2 separate regions of the Homo sapiens genome follow, and region 2 is linked to region 1. A link is an interaction called in ENCODE POLR2A ChIA-PET data of the cell type or tissue named here. Cell type or tissue: B cell. All regions are shown on one strand. Each heading gives the region's core, and the rest is flanking DNA. Links, peaks and the distances in the headings are about the cores only. Region 1 overlaps CDYL2 (chromodomain Y like 2). Region 2 overlaps WWOX (WW domain containing oxidoreductase).

Evidence for each region. ChIA-PET counts read pairs that join two places held together with the same protein. Peaks named below come from ENCODE experiments on the same cell type or tissue, not always from the same donor. Only the 100,000 strongest peaks of a DNase experiment are listed, where the experiment ranks them.
Region 2: POLR2A ChIA-PET joins it to region 1 with 6 read pairs; 1 of 35 experiments calls an interaction of 5 or more read pairs at or near these places.

Annotation. Positions count from the first base shown.
Region 1 is chr16:80,674,891-80,679,280 of GRCh38, forward strand. All of the region lies in intron 2 of CDYL2 (chromodomain Y like 2), which reads right to left. Among named protein-coding and RNA genes, the nearest start is that of LINC01227, 100 kb to the left of the region's middle. In B cell, for the core only: no CTCF peak of the experiment used is centred there; a DNase peak (open chromatin) is centred at 1,861; H3K4me3 peaks cover 1,124 bases; H3K27me3 peaks cover 326 bases.
Region 2 is chr16:78,987,345-78,991,734 of GRCh38, forward strand. All of the region lies in intron 8 of WWOX (WW domain containing oxidoreductase), which reads left to right. Among named protein-coding and RNA genes, the nearest start is that of WWOX-AS2, 490 kb to the left of the region's middle. In B cell, for the core only: no CTCF peak of the experiment used is centred there; a DNase peak (open chromatin) is centred at 2,477; H3K4me3 peaks cover 307 bases; H3K27ac peaks cover 499 bases.

The DNA.
Region 1 (4,390 bases), core at 224-4,223:
GGGAGTCCCCTTTACAATGCATAGATGTGCAGGTGTGTGTGTATATATGATGTGTGCATGAGTGTGTGATGTGTACATCTGTGATGTGAATATGTGCATGTGTATGTACATGCATACATGTGTGTGTGTTTTAATCTAAGGCCCTAAGGAAAATCACCAGGACCAGAGGTTCCACCTCCCTGGAATGCCAAGTCAGCATCTCTGATACTACTGAAGATGCCTCAAAGGCAGGCCCAGGGGTGTTGGCCAGAACAATGCCCTTGGCATCTGGGAAAGGTCTGTTGGCTTCAACCTGAATCCCTGAAGTACCTTTCTTCATTTACAAAACTGGTCACAGACCCCCAACAGCTTCAGCATCCCCAGACCCGGCACCACACCCTAATTCCTTCTCTCAGTGCTGTGTCTTACCCTTGCTGAGCCTCAGCTTCCCCATCTATAAACAAGGTTGATCCCAGGTAACCTTGTTATGTTGCTATGTTGTTAAACTGCTCCATCAGAGAACCACTGAGGAAATTAAATCACATTTAGTAGATCAAATACAAAGAGCTAGGCGTTACCTGCAGTAAGACCTCAAGAAATGTTAGCTACTATTGCTACCATCACCACCACCACCACCGCTGCCACCATTATCATCATCATTCATGAAGACTGGCTGCTTTGTGTGAGGAGTCAGGGTGGAGGAAGGCCCTGGGATCCACCTCAATGGGGAGAGTGGCTTTTCACCGACATTAGGAGGTGAAGTTTTATTATTGTTTTGGAACCCTCAACAGGGAGAGCGGCTTTTCACCGACATTAGGAGGTGAAGTTTTATTATTGTTTTGGAACCCTCAATAAGGAGAGCGGCTTTTCACCGACATTAGGAGGTGAAGTTTTATTATTGTTTTGGAGCCCTCTACAGACACTGTACCCGCTTACTGCTTGCTCCTGGGGAGGATCGCTTCCACTCCCCCACTATACCCTTTTTGGAAGTCCCCTGATGGATAGCCATGAGCAAACAGTGCCTAAGACTTTCCTAAGGACATTGAGGGAGGAAAACGACAGCTGAGCAGGTAGGAAAAGCAATTAGTTGGTTTCTAAACCTTGACAGTGGTCAAGACTCCATCATCCTCTTCTGGGCACCAAAATCAAATCCAGAATTCAGGAGCCAAGCGGGGAGAATCGATTCTCCCCTTGGATCTGCCATAGGTCAAGTTGCTCCTGGTTAAAGAGTCGGATTTCCCATCACAGCCTGGCACTTTCCATGTGCATAGGGCGGTGGCCAAGTTGGACAGGGTCTTAACACCACCACATCAAAGGGTTTTAAGTTAGTTCATTAGCACACCTTCCTTACTTGCCACCCTGTGAAAGACAAAAGATTAAAAAACCCTCAAGTTTTTGTTGTTACTGACTTGGAAAAATCATCTGCTTTTAAAAATTGAAAAGGTTAGTGAAAGTGTGTTGGCCTGGGGGTGGGTACTTGAAGTGGGTCAGGAAGAACAGCTGGGCTCAGGGAAGTGGATACATGGATACCTGTGCTGACAAGAGGCTGCCCCGGGAACACCCTTCCTGACCTCTCAGTGGTTCACCAGATAGTGTGGGGCCACTGCCGATGACAGTCAGAGCCTTCCTGAACCAGTTTCCCTGGGCCTCTTCTGGGACAAGCTCCTCACCCAGAGAAGCAGTGGTGATTCTAAAGGCAATGAACTGGGGTCAAGTTCAGGGCAAGGAATGAGATGTTTCTGAAACAGTCGTAGTTTTGAGGAAGTATCAAGGGAACTATAATAAGCCCAGAAGGTTATTCAGGACTTTCACTACTGCATTCTGAAGTGAGATTGACTTGTAATTTGCATTTCTCCTCCTCTCTTTGTCTGGTTTGGAAATCCAGGTCATACTGACCTCGTCACAGGAGTTGGGAGTATTTTCCCATTTTCCTGTTCTCCATAATCATTTGGATAAGGGAGGGGTTATCTGCTCTAGAATGTGTGGTCAGATGATCTATTCTAGAACGTTTAGATTTGCCTGCAAAACCCTCTGGGCCTTGTGTTCCTCCTTTCTTACTTCTTCTGAGGACTTTTTAACAACCAATTCAATGTATTTTTTTTTTTTTTTTTTTTTTTTTGAGACAGAGTCTCGCTCTGTCGCCCAGGCTGGAGTGCAGTGGCACAATCACAGCTCACTGCAGCCTCCACCTCCTGGGCTCAAGTGATCCTCCCACCTCAGCTCCCTGGAAAGCTGGGACTACAGGCATGTGCCACCACACCTGGCTAATTTTTGTATTTTTTTGGAGAGACAGGGTTTCGCCATGTTGCCCAGGCTGGTCTTGAACTCCTGGGCTCAAGCTATCCACTGCCTCAGCCTCCCAAAGTGCTGGGATTACAGGCATGAGCCACCACTCCTGGCCCAATTTCTTTAATAGTTATTTCTCTCTTCAGGCTTTCTAGCCCTCCTTTAGGCTGTTTTGTTGAGTTGTATTTCTCTATGGAAGTGATGATGTTATCTAGGTTTTCAGATTGAGTGGCATGGAGTTAGTCACAGCGTTTCAGGCTCAGAAGCACCATACCCATCTATCAATAAACAAGGAGGTGTCGGCCAGGCGCAGTGGCGCACGCCTGGAATCCCAGCACTTTGGGAGGCTGAGGCGGGCGGACCACGAGGTCAGGAGATGAGACCATGCTGCCCAACACGGTGAAACCCCGTCTCTAATAAAAATACAAAAAAAATCAGCTGGGCATGGTGGCAGGCGCCTGTAGTCCCAGCTACTCGGGAGGCTGAGGCAGGAGAATGGCGTGAACTCAGGAGGCGGAGCTTGCAGTGAGCCAAGATTGCACCACTGCACTCCAGCCTGGGCGACAGAGCGAGACTCCATCTCAAAAAAATAAAAATAAAAATAAAAATAAATAAATAAATAACCAAAAAAGAGCCCACATTGCCAAGTCAATCCTAAGCCAAAAGAACAAAGCTGGAGGCATCACGCTACCTGACTTCAAACTATACTACAAGGCTACAGTAACCAAAACAGCATGGTACTGGTACCAAAACAGAGATATAGATCAATGGAACAGAACAGAGCCCTCAGAAATAACGTTGCATATCTACAACTATCTGATCTTTGACAAACCTGAGAAAAACAAGAAATGGGGAAAGGATTCCCTATTTAATAAATGGTGCTGGGAAAACTGGCTAGCCATATGTAGAAAGCTGAAACTGGATCCCTTCCTTACACCTTATACAAAAATCAATTCAAGATGGATTAAAGACTTAAACGCTAGACCTAAAACCATAAAAACCCTAGAAGAAAACCTAGGCATTACTATTCAGGACATAGGCACGGGCAAGGCCTTCATGTCTAAAACACCAAAAGCAATGGCAACAAAAGCCAAAATTGACAAATGGGATCTAATTAAACTAAAGAGCTTCTGTACAGCAAAAGAAACTACCATCAGAGTGAACAGGCAACCCACAAAATGGGAGAAAATTTTCGCAACCTACTCATCTGACAAAGGGCTAATATCCAGAATCTACGATGAACTCAAACAAATTTACAAGAGAAAAACAAACAACCCCATCAAAAAGTGGGCGAAGGACATGAACAGACACTTCTCAAAAGAAGACATTTATGCAGCCAAAAGACACATGAAAAAATGCTCACCACCACTGGCCATCAGAGAAATGCAAATCAAAACCACAATGAGATACCATCTCACACCAGTTAGAATGGCAATCATTAAAAAGTCAGGAAACAACAGGTGCTGGAGAGGATGTGGAGAAATAGGAACACTTTTACACTGTTGGTGGGACTGTAAAGTAGTTCAACCATTGTGGAAGTCAGTGTGGCGATTCCTCAGGGATCTAGAACTAGAAATACCATTTGACCTAGCCATCCCATTACTGGGTATATACCCAAAGGACTATAAATCATGCTGCTATAAAGACACATGCACACGTATGTTTATTGCGGCACTATTCACAATAGCAAAGACTTGGAACCAGCCCAAATGTCCAACAATGATAGATTGGATTAAGAAAATGTGGCACATATACACCATGGAATACTATGCAGCCATAAAAAATGATGAGTTCACGTCCTTTGTAGGGACATGGATGAAACTGGAAATCATCATTCTCAGTAAACTATCGCAAGAACAAAAAACCAAACACTGCATATTCTCACTCATAGGTGGGAACTGAACAATGAGAACACATGGACACAGGAAGGGGAACATCACACTCTGGGGACTGTTGTGGGGTGGGGGGAGGGGGGAGGGATAGCATTGGGAGATATACCTAATGCTAGATGACGAGTTAGTGGGTGCATTGTGCCAGCATGTCACATGTATACATATGTAACTAACCTGCACATTGTACACATGTACCCTAAAACTTAAAGTATAATAATAAAAATATATAAATA
Region 2 (4,390 bases), core at 309-4,308, 1.7 Mb before region 1:
GGTTGGAATGTGTTTGAAAATTTAAGAATATTTTCCTAGCAAAGGCAGGATTTTTCAAGTTTGTTCATGCTGGAGCTCCTGCCACGTATTTTGTCCTTTTTTCTTTTTTCTAGCAACTCTCGAGAGGATGAGACAAATGGATTGTGAAACTGGAAGGAGGGTTTCTCATTTTTTAATCCATTGTTTTAGTGAGAGTTTAAAGCTTTCCTATAAAATATGTGGGTTGAGAAAAATTGGAAAAGACCTCTTCAAGGACTTTCCTCTATGCTCCCTCATGTTTCAAGTGGCTTTTTTGCATGATGGTGCATATGTCTTTGTTTCTGTACAGGGCCCTCCATGTTCAGAGGCAGAGTAACGTGAATTCATTTCGCGCTAATGAGAGTTGCGATATGTCGGCCCAAACTCTCTGTGTCCTTTTCTTCTTGGGCTGATGAACTTGTCAACTTTTAAAAAATGTGCTCTCCAAAAATTTCCAGCAGGACTTTCCCACCTTGCTGTTTAAACAGTGAATCAGCCCTGTGGGCTTTGCTGCTTACAACATGATTCCGGTGAAACCACAGGTCTCGTCATGTCCCTTCTGTATCCATGGTAGTCCCAGTGGGAAAGAGGTAACAAACCCAAATTGAGTAATTTCAAGAAATTTTAATAACAAAGGGGCTATTTTATAAAGGGGGGGTGGTCAAGGTGTAGGGAAACATAAAAGAGAGCGAATTTCTGGTCTGGTGCTGTGGGTCACGCCTGTAATACCAGCAGTTTGGGAGGCCGAGGCTGGTGGATCACCTGAGGTCAGGAGTTTGAGACCAGTCTGGCCAACATGGTGAAACCCCGTCTCTACTAAAAATACAAAAACTTAGCTGGGCATGGTGACAGGCATCTGTAATCTCAGCTCCTCGGGAGGCTGAGGCTGGAGAATCACTTGAACCCGGGAGGCAGAGGTTGCAGTGAGCCAAGATCACGCTATTGCACTCCAGCCCAGGCAACAAGAGCAAAACTCTGTCTCAAAAAAAATAAAAAAAAAAAAAAAAGAAAGAAAATTAATTTCTCAGAGGTAGTAATAGGGGTGGCTGTCACCATCCTTGGCCAAGGAGAGGGAGCAGATACTGGAGACAGTTGAAGGTGCCAGGATGGAGAAGACTCCTTGGAAGGAGCTGTAACCTTTGGTTGAGGAATTCAGCCTACCACTGGTAATACTCCCTCTCCCCAGGAGAGGTCCCAGCGGAATAAACATCCCCGCCCCTTCAACTCTTTGCCATTGTTCAAGCCCTGCTAGAAACCAGATGGCAAAAGGAAGTTACTGATGTGTTCATATTGGTCAACTTTTTCAGGCACGAAGACCAGTACAGAAGGATGGAAAGTGCATTTGGGTAGGGAAATGGGAGATTCCTGCATAGCTGTCAAGTTAGTTTCTTCCCAGAGAGAAAGACCGGTGGCTGTAGTCTGTGCCCCACTCCCAGCCTGTCCTTTCTCAGCCGTGGCTTGTGTGCATCCCTGGGGCCAGCATGTTGCTGCGAGCCCCAATCGATCAGTGGAGAAACGAGCTCTGGTGGGCAGTCAGGCAAAGCAGATACACGTGCTTCTTTTCAGCTTTGTTGGAAGGTTTCATTTTGCTTCAGGAACTAGGCAGGAGAATTCCTGAGTTCCTGTACAACCTGAGTTCTCTGTTAAAACAAGGAGGAAGTAATCATCCTGAGTTCGATGATTCAGAGTAAGCCATTTAACTTGTAGAGCTTTGGGACTAACAATGATCCCTTTTTGGAGTCCTTAATTACTAAAATTATCAGCATATTTAGAGTTCTGAAGATGCTGAACCCTTATTGTATCTCCCCAGGGTTAGTGAGTAATTGGGAATAGTGTTCCATCTTGGATGCCCCCATCCACTAACCATCTTTCCTCTTCGGGTGGTTCTAAGAATTCTAATTCAATTAGAAGGCCTTCTTTTTAGTTTGATTAGTTCAATATCAAGAGCTAAATACATTAGCTTATATATATGTCTGATGAACTCATCTTTGCTTCCTTGGATCCCCAAGATAGAATGGCCCTGATGCAGTCAAACCACCCTGCAGAATCTTAACAGCACCACAAATATTGCATCCAGGCATCCTGCCCATGCTGGCTTGCAGGCTGGGGATCCCTGTCCATAGCGCCCATGGCTCCACCACCAGTCAAAGGTAGTGGGGCCAGCAGTGGACTCCTGTGTGGTTCAGCTCTCAAAAATGTGAACTGAAAGACACAGAAAAAGACTTGTGTTTGGGGATAAATACTGAGACTGAGCAGTCTTGTGGATTCAGGAATTGGGCATCCAGTTGGGACCCTTTGCAAGAAGGGTGTTAGGGAGCAGAGAGCATGAGTAAGCCAGAAGCAGAGCAGGAGAGAGAATGGAGCAGGTGTGCAAAGAGGGCGGTGAGATGCTGAGAGTAATGGGGCTGGCCCAGGAGGAAGTGAGAGGAAGCAAAGTGAGACAGAGGTGGTGTGTGAGCGTGTGTGTGTGTGTGTGTGTGTGTGTGTGTGTGTGATTGAGAGAGAGAGAGACAGATGGAGGGAAAGAGAGGCGGGGGATTCCAGGTACAGTGGCTCATGTCTGTAATTCTAGCACTTTGGGAGGCCGGGGCGAGCAAATTGCTTGAACTCACGAGTTCGAGGCTAGCCTGGGCAACACGGCAAAGCCCTCATCTCTACAAAAAATACAAAAATTAGCTGGGCTTGGTGACAGACGCTTGTAGTCTCAGCTACTCGGGAGGCTGAAGTGGGAGGATCTTTAGAGCCCAGGAAGTCTAGGCTGCAGTGAGCCATGACCTTGCCACTGCACACCAGCCTGGGTGACAGAGGGAGACCTTGTCTCACCAAAAAAAAAAAAAAAAGAGAGAGAGGTTGAGCTCAACTGATCAGCATCTCAGATTAAGGGCCTCCATTCCCCCCATGCTTTGTAATTGCTGCCTGTTTTCCATGAAGCCTGACTGTGCATTGGTTCTAAGTCATGGGCTCTGCAAGATCCTCCTTGTGCCTTGAGAAGGGCCCTGTCCGCAGCCTGAGGAGCCTCAACTGTTCTCTGCACGACCTAGTTCTGGGCTAGGGAATGGCTGTCTAGCTTCAGTGGATTTCCAGAGTCCGGAGCTACTAAAGGTCAACAGCTGTGTTACTGCAAACTCTGTGGCCTGCATTCTATCAATGCCAAAATGCACATCACACTGACAACAGCTCTTTGTTTACACCGGGGAGCCCCCAAAGCCCCAGGGTAATTCCATCACCACCCAAGTTGTAAGATGGTAGAGCGAACAGGCCAGAATGTGATAAAGTAAAATGAAAGAAGAAAAAGGAGGAAGGAAAAAGAGAGAGGGAGAAGCACATAGAGGAAAGAAGGAAGAAGGAAGGAGGAAGGAGGGAGGGAGGGAGACAGGGAAGGAAGGAAGTCTGGCAAGAGGGCACAGTCAGACCTGCCAGGATCCCTCTGCTGTCTTAATCAAGCTTTGCCTCAGTCTTTCTGGACTGAATTTGTCTCTGTGTTCACTTGGCATTTTTTAAAAGGAGACAAAACAGGTGATGAACACAGCATGAGTGATTTTTCCCTTAAGAGAGAGGTGTCATGCTGAGAAAGAAGAACCGACCTCCAGGGGAGCTTGTCTTCAGACCAAAACCCTGGCAAGGACAGCCTGTTTGGATCTTGGTCATTTTGTTAGATTTATAAAGTGCCTTTGAACAGAGCAGGACACTCTGGGGACAAGTCAAAGCATGGCAGCCTTCAGCTTCCCAAAGAAGAGTTGTGGAGAAGGAAAAGTGAAGGAAAGTACCTTACTAAGTCATTGATGGCACATTCAGCCCTTGTCAAAGTCAAAGAAGAAATTTGGAGAAATTCTCACCACTGTGCTTAGGAGTCACCCTGAACTATTTCTTGGATGAAATTACCACCCTCCCACTTTTGGCAATGAGACAGCAAGCTTGGAATTTGGAGTCCATGTTAAATCCAGGTCCCAGCCAGGCACAGTGGCTCACGCCTGTAATTCCAGCATTTTGGGAGGCTGAGATGGGAGGATCACTTGAGCCCAGGAGTTTGAGGCCAGCCTGGTCAACACAAGGAGACTTCATCTCTATAAATAATAAAAAAATTAAAAATTAGCTGGGTGTGGTGGTGCACACCTGTAGTCCCAGCTACTCAGGAGGCTGAGATGGGAAGATGGCTTGAGCCTGGGAATTTGAGGCTATAGTGAGCCATGATTGCACCACTGCACTCCAGACTGGGAGACACAGCAAGACCTTGTCTCAAAAAAAAAAAAAAAGCCAGATTCTCCACCTACCAGTGGTGGGGCCCCTTGGGTAACTTGTTTTCACTCCCTCAGAACCTCAGTTTCCTTTCCTATACAACGCAAGCCATAAGGTTAACCCCTCCTCGTGGTGA